Linked DNA regions of Homo sapiens: region 1 is linked to region 2. A link is a contact called in ENCODE Hi-C or POLR2A ChIA-PET data. All regions are on one chromosome and are shown on one strand. The core of a region is the stretch at or near the end of the contact, and the rest is flanking DNA. Distances in the headings are between cores, read along the strand shown. Region 1 has its middle 73 kb from the start of RAP1B. Region 2 overlaps RAP1B (RAP1B, member of RAS oncogene family).

Evidence for each region. Hi-C counts contacts between places; a loop is a spot of excess contacts on that map. ChIA-PET counts read pairs that join two places held with the same protein, here RNA polymerase II (POLR2A). Pooled maps may share reads with other maps.
Region 1: a loop to region 2 is called in a pooled map, with 2.8 times the contacts of the local background. The contact joins two enhancer-like sites. A Hi-C loop is called at or near these places in 7 of 50 pooled maps. POLR2A ChIA-PET finds 5 or more read pairs at or near these places in 6 of 52 experiments (CD4-positive, alpha-beta T cell, Panc1, T-cell and 2 more).

What each region holds. Positions count from the first base shown.
Region 1 is chr12:68,535,496-68,540,869 of GRCh38, reverse strand. No RefSeq gene overlaps it. Among named protein-coding and RNA genes, the nearest start is that of RAP1B, 73 kb to the left of the region's middle. RefSeq lists an enhancer at 1,301-2,263. Within about 2 kb of position 1,894, at least 18 of the 41 ENCODE cell types and tissues checked have a DNase peak (open chromatin) inside an H3K27ac peak, as active enhancers do.
Region 2 is chr12:68,638,328-68,643,995 of GRCh38, reverse strand. The region is part of intron 1 of RAP1B (RAP1B, member of RAS oncogene family); the gene reads right to left. It also overlaps the pseudogene ATP5PDP4. Among named protein-coding and RNA genes, the nearest start is that of SNORA70G, 14 kb to the right of the region's middle. RefSeq lists an enhancer at 2,711-2,840. Within about 2 kb of position 2,720, at least 4 of the 41 ENCODE cell types and tissues checked have a DNase peak (open chromatin) inside an H3K27ac peak, as active enhancers do.

The DNA.
Region 1 (5,374 bases), core at 645-3,144, 100 kb after region 2:
CCACTCTGACTAGGTGTTCCACTGGGGCAATTGCCTACCTGGGAGCGCTCTCAGGATCCACGTCACTCAAGCTGGCTGGGGTCCCCTGCAGGGATGCTCCACAGGGCAGGCCTAAGCCGCCTAAGGGGTTGCCTTGACCTTCTGTTAATCACCTCGCTTCCCAGTCAGGGAACCAAGAAATGTAGCAGGACGAGCCACAGACAAAACCCCTCAGTCACCGAGTTAAAGAAGGAAGGGCTTTATTTGGCCAGGAGCATCGGCAAGACTCACATCTCAAAAACAGAGCTCCCCGAGTGAGCAATTCCTGTCCCTTTTAAGGACTCACAACTCTAAGGGGGTCTGCATGAGAGGGTTGTGATTGATTGAGCAAGCAGGGGGTATGTGACTGGGGGCTGCATGCACCGGTAATTAGAACGGAACATAACAGGACAGGGATTTTCACAGTGCTTTTCTACACAATGTCTGTAATCTATAGATAACATAACCGATTAGGTCAGGGGTCAATCTTTAACTACCAGGCCCAGGGTGTGGCGCAGGGCTGTCTGACTGTGGATTTCATTTCTGCCTTTTAGTTTTTACTTCTTCTTTCTTTGGAGGCAGAAATTGGGCATAAGAAAATATGAGGGGTGGTCTCCTCCCTTAGTAGAAAGGCCTCATAAACTGGGCATTTGCTAAGGAGAACTGCTTTAAAAAGGGTACGGTCATTCAATGCCTGCCTGGGACAAATGGCCCTTTGGTACTGGCTGTAGAAATCATCTAGATGGTGCAGACTGTGCTCTGGAAGAGCATTTTATTGCAGGGACACTGCAAGAATTGACTGTCTTATTAAGAAGCACTGTTATAATAAAATGTGATTTAATTACCAAGCAGGGGTCAAGAAAGGATTGGGGGAGGGATTTAATCATGAAAATACTGGCCCAGATAAATTAATTCTAAGGGTGTTTGTAATAATTAGGCACATATATTTGAATAATAATCACACCCCCAAATTATGTGAAAAGTATACCCCTTTCAATTGCATAAAGTAGTTTACGTGCCCATTATCAACTGAGCCAAGGAATGTGTAATGATATGAAACCTAAGATCTTCATGAAATACTTCCATAAAAAATAACAGACAGCTTTCCCTTTACTTATATTTACTTGCCAATTTCAAAGGAATCAAATTCCATTAAATTATATAAATAAACTGTCCTGAAGGCACTTGCTTCTACTGTTTCAGGAAGCTACCCTATATTTAGAAAATTTCTGTGGCTCCCGATAAATGTATTTCCTTTAGAAAAGCAATTCTCATAACTTAAGTGGATAGAGTAGTCACTGTTTTTAATGAAACTAAGGAATTTGTGATGTCATCTTGTGTGTGCCAGTCCTTCAATTAAGAGGGGAGGACCCGAAAATGCAAAACCCTATGGTTATACCATGCACTTTAAAAGAAATGTATCAAAAGCTCATTATGCATGGTCACAGTTTGCAGCAAAATACAATCCTTTAGAAAGTGAAAGGGACTGCTCTTTTATGTAACTTGGCTCTGGAAGCCTGCGGTGACAAACCACACACATCAACAGCCCCCACTTTGAGCAAACGTGGAAAACCACTTGTTAGCTCCGCCCCTCTAAGTACTCCTCCCTGCGGCTCCATTTTGTTTTTAAACTATTTTATTTTTGGTAAAAGTTAAGTTTACTAAGCTCTAAAATACATGAAATCTCCTGCTGTCTATTCTAACACTGGAAGCTGCTCCAGGATAAAAATTGGTGCATCCCATGTAATAAGGAGGAGGAATGTTATTTTATTAACAGTTGGCACCAGAATTCCTTCAGAAAGGGAAATGTAATTACTCTGAAAAATACCCTGATAAGAGCTTCTAAAGTAGAAGAGATCCCAGGAGGGGCCAGGGTGTGGGCGGAATGTTTCTGAGACAAAGGGAGCAATTTGGCTGTAACTTGCAAGGGCGTCCAGAGGGCCTGGGAGGGGAGGAGCATTGGAGCCAATCAGAGAACATCTTCTCAACGTGACTCTTCCTCTCCATCCTCCCGCACAAGCCTTTGCTAAAATGACTGAGCTGGCTAAGTACTTGATGCAACTAATTTTTTATTTTACTTTATTTTATTTTTTGGTAGAAGCGTGGGTAAGGGTTGGGCTTGTGTCTAGATCAATTGAGTATATCAAGGTTAACATGTATGGACCTAAGACTGGAGGCAAACAGACTCTAAAAATAAACTTGTAGGATTTTTTTTTTTAGAAATTATGGGGAGGCCTCTAGGTGCTCACGGGGACATGTTTTTTGATGTAGTCTTTGGAAGCTCTTTTCTGATTGCCTCTATTTATTTTCTCAGCAAAACAATAAGACTCTCAGCAGCTAGAAGAATAACAAATATGTTGGAAGTTTGAAGAGCAAGAATAAAGTATGAAATAGATATTTTACCAAAAATGCCTTTTACCAAAAGACTTTTGCCAAAAATAAAATAGTTTAGATTTTATTGATATCTTTTAATGAAATCTTTGTGGGAGCTAGAGGGCCTCTGATGGAATCTTGGGTAAACCAGCTAGTTTATGGGCAGAATCACTGCTGTCATGGGTGGGAAGCTACTGTGGATAGTCTTAAGCTGCTTCATGGATGGTTACTTGGAAACAGGACTCTATAAATACAAGATATCATGGTTGCTTTTCCAGTCATTGAACTGGCCAGACTTCAACATAATGTTTTTTAAATTATTAATTTATTATTATTATTCTTTAGAGACAGGGTCTTGCTGTGTTGCCCAGGCTGAAGTGGAGTGGTACGATCATAGCTCAGTGTAATTTCAACCTCAAGGGCTTAAGTGATCCTCCTGCTTCAGCCTCTGAAGTAGCTGGGACCACAGGGTCCACCACCATGTCTGGCTAATGTGAATTTAAGAGGCTAATTGACGGAAAAAAATGATTCTTTAGTAGACTAACAAAGAATTTTGAGATCCTAACCTTACATTTCAACACTAGTTTTTCAAAATTAATTCAAAGTCCCTGAGAATGAAGGATAAATTAAGGGTCAAAATGGTATCTAATATTCCCCAAATGATTCTTCATTAGCCAAGGTTGCTAGAGTGCAAATGAAGGTGAGTCAGCATATTGAACACTTTGCACACGATCATCATATCTATTCTAGGATCAAACCTAGAGGACCACAGTTGAAGCCAATGGACAAAGGGTAGAAATATATTTGATCATGGTTTACAGTGTGTCTTAGGGGTTTCTGGGTACAAAAATAATGGGATATCACCCAAGGCAGGGGTCCACAAACCCCAGGGCATGGTCTGTGGCCTCCTAGGAACTGGGCCGCACAGCAGGAGGTGAGCGGAGAGTGAGGGAGCGTTACTGCCTGAGCTCCGCCTCCTGTCAGATCAGCAGCGGCATTAGATTCTCATAGGAGCCTGAACCCTATTGTGAACTGCGCATGTGAGGGATCTAGATTTCACACTCCTTTTGAGAATCTAACGAATGCCTGATGATCGGAGGTGGAGCAGTTTCATCCCAAAACCATCTCCATCCCCCACTGTCTGTGGAAAAATTGTCTTCCACGAAACCGGGCTCTGGTGCCAAAAAGGCTGGGGACCACTGACCTAAGGAAATGATTCAATATATGTTAGATATTTCCTCCAACTGGAATTTTCTGACCCAAAGTTTCAGATTGCATCTCCCCCTCAAGAGATACTGTCCTTGATCACGCCTTATAAAGTTTTCCCCTGCATGTCACCCTTTGGATTTCTTTCACAACACTTATTATCATCTGAAGTGATCTTGAATATTTTTATTTTTTACTTGTTTGTGGTCTGCCTGCCAACCATTGTGATATGAAGACCAAGAAAACAGGAACCCAGTGTGCCTTATTCATCTCTGTTTCTCAAGCTGTAGGATGCCTGGCACATAATCAGAGCACAATAAGTATTTATTGAATCATTGAATGCATTTCATTCAGCATCTAAGCTGCAGAGATTATCAAAATCCTCATAGGCCACTACAAATATAATGTAGTTACTTTTATAAAGGAAACACGTACTGAGGGATTCTAAGGCTGGTGTTTTGAACTAATTCCTTTTTATTATCAGCCTAATCTTGGATCATGTAAATGATGATCACATTATACCTGTCAGAATACTTTGCAAGAAAAAAATTCACTATTATAGTCTCTCTACACCAAAGTGAATCTAGAGATTCAATTAAACGATAGAATAGTAGAGTTCAGTTTTGATATGGAGAAATGTTTTGATGTTGTATTTTAGTTTGGGTTAATAGCATTATTAGGTTGCATGCTAGGGTAATTAAAAGCATGAGTTCACTTTTGTTTTTAAGAGATGAAGTCTTGCTATGTTGCCCAGGCTGAAGTGCAGTGGCTATTCACAGGCAAAATTATAGTGCACTGCAGCCTCAAACTCCTAGGCTGAAGTGATCTTCCTGTCTCAGCCTTCTAAGTAGCTGGGACTACAGGCTTATGCCACCACACCCAGTTCAACACATTTTTTTTTTTTTTTAATTTAAGAAAAAAATTATGTGGCGGAAGCTAGATAGTAATACCTGTTTACAAGATTTGACAAGATTTAATACTACTTTTGTTTTAAAATTTATTTATTTATTTTTTGTGACGGAGTCTCACTCTGTCACCCAGGCTGGAGTGCAGTGGTGCAATCTCAGCTCACTGCACCCTCCACTTCCTGGGTTCAAGGGATTCTCCTGCCTCAGCCTCCTGAGTAGCTGGAATTACAGGCATGTGCCACCACGCCTGGGCTAATTTTTGTATTTTTAGTAGAGGCGGGGTTTCACCATGTTGGCCAGGCTGGTCTTGAACCCCTGACCTCAAGTGATCTGCCCTCCTTGGCCTCCCAAAGTGCTAGGATTACAGGCGTGAGCCACTGTGCCTGGCCTTAAAATTTATTTGAAAGCATAATTATGAATGGGGAATATATTAATAAATGTGTTCAGGCCGGGTACAGTGGCTCATGCCTGTAACCCCAGCACTTTGGGAGGCTGAGGTGGGAGGATTACCTGAGGTCAGGAGTTCGAGACCAGCCTGGCCAACAGGGTGAAACCCCGTGTCTACTAAAAATACAAAAATTAGCTGGGCAAGGTGTTGTGCGTGTAATCCCAGCTACCTGGGGAAGCTGAGGCAGGAGAATCGCTGGAACCTGGGAGGCAGAGGCTGCAGTGAGCCGAGATCGTGCTGTTGCACTCCAGCCTGGGCGACACGCAAGACTCCCTCTCAAAAAACAAACACACACAAAAATGGTGTTCAAAATGAGAACAAATAACACAAATTTCTTTAGCATCGTATTATGGATAGTTAGGAGAAGTTATTTCAGAACTAATTTAAATGCATTGTTTTGGGAGAATGGAACTTTTTTTCT
Region 2 (5,668 bases), core at 1,471-3,970:
ACGGAAAAAATCTTGAGATTATAATAGAAAATGAATTTCAATTCCCTGGAATAAAAAAAAGAAAAAAAATACATGACAAGGTGGGGGGATAGGGAATTTTCTTTTCCTTTTGCTTATTTTTTTTCCTGACAGTTCTATTGTTAATAAATAGAAAAAATTATAAAACAAATGAAACAAAAACTGAAGTTAACAGAGGAATTGTGAAGTTGTTCTATAACTACCCCAATATTATTATAAGAATGCTGATAATTACTGGCATTTTTAAGAAGTAGACTTTAGAAAACTCAAAAATACCAAGTTTAGCCACTCAACTCATAGAGTAACTATAAAATATTGATGTTGGAAAAGTACTGGATTAATAAACTAATGGTGAGGGTACCTTTTTAAAGAAACAAACAGGTAAGCATAAAAGAATCAATTAAAGTTTAATTCTATTCTTTAAGTCTTAATTACTTCTCAGAAAACACTTCTCAAAAAGGACTAAGAGATGCTTAACTACTGAAAATTACAACATTAAATATATTTTAAGTGCTTTATAGAAAAAGAAATACTCAATGTAAATACTGACATTTTAAATACCTATCTTATATCAATGCAATATTTACAATTAGCAAGCAAAAAATTTATCTAGAATGAAAAGATAAATATGGTAGCAAAGGACTTAAGTTAGTACTTTAACTGGTGTGCCACAAGTAAATGATTACATTCTGAGAAGCTTGCTCATTTTTAACTACTTGTACATCAGTAGAAAATAAGGATTAAGTCAAAAAGAGGATAGGAAGTAATACTAGAATACCTGATATTATAAATTATTAAGAGTTCTGACTATTAGAAGGTATTACTGCCATGTACTACCATTTAAAGTGAAGAGATTTTGGAAGAAAAACAAAAACTATAATCAACAGAAAAACTCTGAAAGAAATTTTAAGATGAACAACCTTCAAGAAGTTAAAGGCGGCTGCAGTGGACCGTGGGCAGCCAGGGTCGGTGAAGAATCCCAACATGGCTGGGCGAAAACTTGCTCTAAAAACCACTGACTGAGTAGCTTTTGCAGAGATCATACCCCAGAACCAAAAGGCCATTGCTAGTTTCCTGAAATCCTGGAATGAGACCCTCACCTCCAGGTTGGCTGCTTTACCTGAGAATCCACCGGTTATCGACTGGGCTTACTACAAGGCCAACGTGGCCAAGGCCGGTTTGGTGGATGACTTTAAGAAGTTTAATGCCCTGAAGGTTCCCGTGCCAGAGGATAAATATACTGCGCAGGTGGATGCCGAAGAAAAAGATGTGAAATCTTGTGCTGAGTGGGTGTCTCTCTCAAAGGCCAGGATTGTAGAATATGAGAAACAGATGGAGAAGATGAAGAACTTAATTCCATTTGATCAGATGACCACTGAGGACTTGAACGAAGCTTTCCCAGAAACCAAATTAGACGAGAAAAAGTATCCTTATTGGCCTCACCAACTAATCGAGAATTTATAAAATTGAGTCCAGGAGGAAGTTCTGGCCCTTGTATTACACATTCTGGACATTAAAAATAATAATTATACAGTAGACCAATAGCACCATAATTTTAGGCACAGTAAATTAGCCAATATCTCTCATTGCTAACTCAGTTTCATTTAACTTCTTGTGTTGCCTTTAACAACTTTTTTTTTAATATCATTCTCGCTTGAATTTCCAGTATAAGTGACAAGATTTTCTTCATTTACATGTGCTCTCTTTATGGTATTCCTTATAAACAAGAGCATTTATTTGTAAAAACTGGATGCAGTTTGAAACTATCTGTACAGTTAAGAATTGCTAGTTAACAATAATATGCCTATGTATGAGTTAATCTGCAAATGTAGTACATTTGTATTCATCTTTAGTCTATGAATTAACCAATTATACCAACTAATGAGGGACTCCTGGATCTTCATTTTACTCAACGCGTTAAACAGAAAAGACTGTAGCATATATGCGAAATGAACTTAATGTTATCAACAGTGCAACTATACGATACTTCATCAGCCAAAAGGTGCAATTTCTACATCATGTAGGCACATACACAATTATAAACTTTATGCATGATTCACACTGCCTCTCCAACACAATCTAAGATTACAGATGAAGAAAATCAATTAAATTTCTAAAGAAAGCTATCAAAATACTAAAAATTCCACTACTGTTCAAAGTATTTTCTACACTGTTTTTTTTTTTTACCTTTGATTCAGAGGAACTGTGGAATGCATCGATTTTTTCAAATGCATAAGTATTTCTTCTATTTATCTTTGAATATATTTTTTGGGTAGTTTTTAGTATTAGGTCATTTACATTTAAAGATTCCTAATTTGAGTTCCTTATATAATCACCTAAAATTTGCGTGACTGCAACTAACCTGATTGATGAAAGTAACTGACAGCTTTTACACTTGGCTATTTACTTCTTGCAAAATATCTACTACCTTACTCATTTGTTTAAAAGTAGTTTATTATTACTTCTACAACTTTTTCCATTTACTCTACAGACCGTAGTTTTATTTGCATTGGTTCTTTTTTATCAATTTAAAAAGCTGTTTAATTCTAGTTTCAGAGCAAACCACAGCAAAGACATGGAAAGACAAGAAAACAAAACCTCCTTTGGCATTGTCGAGAGTCCGGTTTCAGTGGCTGCTTCATAACTGTTTGAAATGAAAGTGGAAGAAGGGGGTGGTGGCTCATGCCTATAATGCCAGCACTCTGGCAGACAGAGACAAGCAGACTGCTTTAACTCAGGAGGAGTTCAAGACCAGCCCGGGCAACATGGTGAAACCCCGTCTCTACAAAAAATATGAAAATTAGCCAAGTGTAGTGGCACACACCTGTAGTCCCAGCTACTTGAGAGGCTGAGGTGGGAGCATCACTCGAGCCCAGGAGTCGAGGCTGCAGTGACCCATGTTTGTGCCACTGCACTCCAGCCTGGGTGACAAGTGAGACCCTGTCTCAAAAACAAAACGAAACAAAAAACATATTCTACATTAAGTTCAGTAAATTTATCTAAGATAATTATTTCATTAACCGGAGATTATTAACTAGTATTTTCACAAAACAATAATGAATGCTATAATAATTCTGAGTTAACAGAAAATCCTGAAGACATGAATCAAAGAAAATAAAAACTGGTCTTATGGGGTAGCTTTTTTTTTGTCTAAATGTGTTCACTATATTACACATCAAAATGCAAATAACTGATTTAATTATCCAACATTCTGGATTGCCTATAACATTCTTCCTAAGATTCAACTGTAGATATTACTGATCCAAATTATGAACAAGAATTATTCTAAAAAATCACTGAGGAAACTAAAAAGCGTAACAAAATGACAAATTTATGTATTAAAAAGAAAATTCTTGTTTATTTGATGCTGAGATTTATTGAGGACATACTCCATCAACCCAAGAACTGTGCTGGTCAGAAAAGAAAATCTAAGAAATGACACCTTCCATTAACACTACTATAATACAGCAATCAATATTTGACATCAATAAATATATAATGAGTACCTAATATATGTTAGGCACTATTCTAGGCAGTGGGAATATAAAGCAGTGAAAGAAAGACCCTGTCCTCAGAATTTATAATCTGGAGTAAAGGGTATAGAGGGGGAAACAAAGTCAGTATAAAGTGTCAGCTGTGATAAGCAGTATGGAGAAAAAAAAAAGAGATAAGAATGGATGGTTTTATATGGGGTGGTTATGAAGAACTTCTATTAAGGTGAAATTACTATATAGCTCAGTACACAAAGAGTCCTGTCAATGGATTGATATTAAATTTTGTTTTTAACAAAAGACTACCATTAGGCTTTGTCCTGTTGAGCATTTAAAAAATCATCTTTGGGCCGGGCATGGTGGCTCATGCCTGTAATCCCAGCACTCTGGGAGGCTGAGGTGGGTGGATCACGAGGTCAGGAGATGGAGACCATCCTGACCAACATGGTGAAACCCCATCTCTACTAAAAATACAAAAATTAGCCGGTTGTGGTGGTGCATGCCTGTAATCCCAGCTACTCAGGAGGCTGAGGCAGGAGAATCGCTTGAACCCAGGAGGCAGAGGCTACAGTGAGCTGAGATTGTGCCACTGCACTCCAGCCTAGCACAGAGCAGGACTCAGTCTCCCAAAAAAAAAAAAAAATCTTTGGTGGGGTGACATGCTAATTAGTTTGTGGCTGAAGTTAAATTTGGATTTGGGAGTCAATCCAGCCCCTTCCTCTGCAAAAAGGGGCATAAATGGGATTTCTGGAGAAGTCTAAATGTAGTTGGTCTTATGAGGTGCTGTTTTTCAATATGTACAAAATGCCCTTTGGTGAGTTCCTGTGCCAGCTCTTTAGAGGAGGATATGTACCTCTTTTCCTCAGCTGTGTAGCAAAAACAACACAGATCAGGGCAGCATATCTCAAGATGCAGTTCTTAGGAGGTTAGTGTCAAGGAAATGTCTCTGAAGCATTCTTGCACTAACTCAGCCCACAGTGATCATTCTCCTTCATGACAAGTTATACCAAATACTTTAGGACTTGATTACGTATTACCTTGTACTATTTTCTAAGGAGACAACAAGCTGTAGAAAGTAACATTAACTTTGAATTTAAGAAGCTCTATTTAAAAAGTCGTATATTTTGAGATAAATCACTTAATTCTTGGTTTCCAGATTCCTTGTCTACAAAAAGATGGAATGAGGGAAAGGGGAAATACTGAACACTCAGATGACTTACATCAGCCAGGTAACCATGTAAACGCTTGAAGCAGTTAAGGTCTTATTAGGTAATAACATAGACTGTGGTCAAGTAGGGAGTGAATGCTTTACGGGTAAAGTCATTTGAATTCTAAAAATTATGAATATTGTATAAACCAACAAAATCAATTTGAGAGATAAGAGCTCTGAACCCTGGTCCAGCAGTTTTTGACTTCTCGACTAGATCCCTAAAGTCCCTTTCAATTATAAAATGTTTTGTTATAATAATGTTACATGTACCAGACTTTGAAGAATTAAACATAAATGGAATTTTAAAAGCATCTTAGGTTGGGCGTGGTGACTCATGTCTGTAATCCCAGCACTTTGCGGGGCCGAGGCAGGCAGATCACTTGAAGTGAGGAATTCGACACTAGCTGGCCAACATGGTGAAACCCCGTCTATACTAAAAAATACAAAAATCAGTCGGGTTTGGTGGTGCATGCCTGTAATCCCAGGTGCTCAGGAGGCTGAGGCAGGAGAATCATTTGAACCTGGAAGGCCGAGGCTGCAGTGAGCCAAGATTGCGCCACTGCACTCCAGCTTAGGCATACAGAGTGAGACTCTGTCTCAAAAAACAAAAAAAAGTTAGATTCCTTAATTACTATAAAAAAATAAATTGCACTGGTAATAAAATTTAATATAATCTAAATATTATTTCTCTAACTTCATAATGGTTGTTTGATATTATAGATATTTTGGAGTCATTATCTTTCAAAAACAATACACATTTTAAAAAGGAGTGAAAATAAACGTAAGACAACATCCTTACTCCTAAAGTATGCACAACTGGGAAAATCCATTAAGACTAGTGGGCACTCAACCAGGACAAGATGCAACCACATTTTCCTTTACCTTCTCGCATGCTATTTATGCAAATAAAAGCCATGTAACTAAAAATTAGGGCACGGACATGACATCC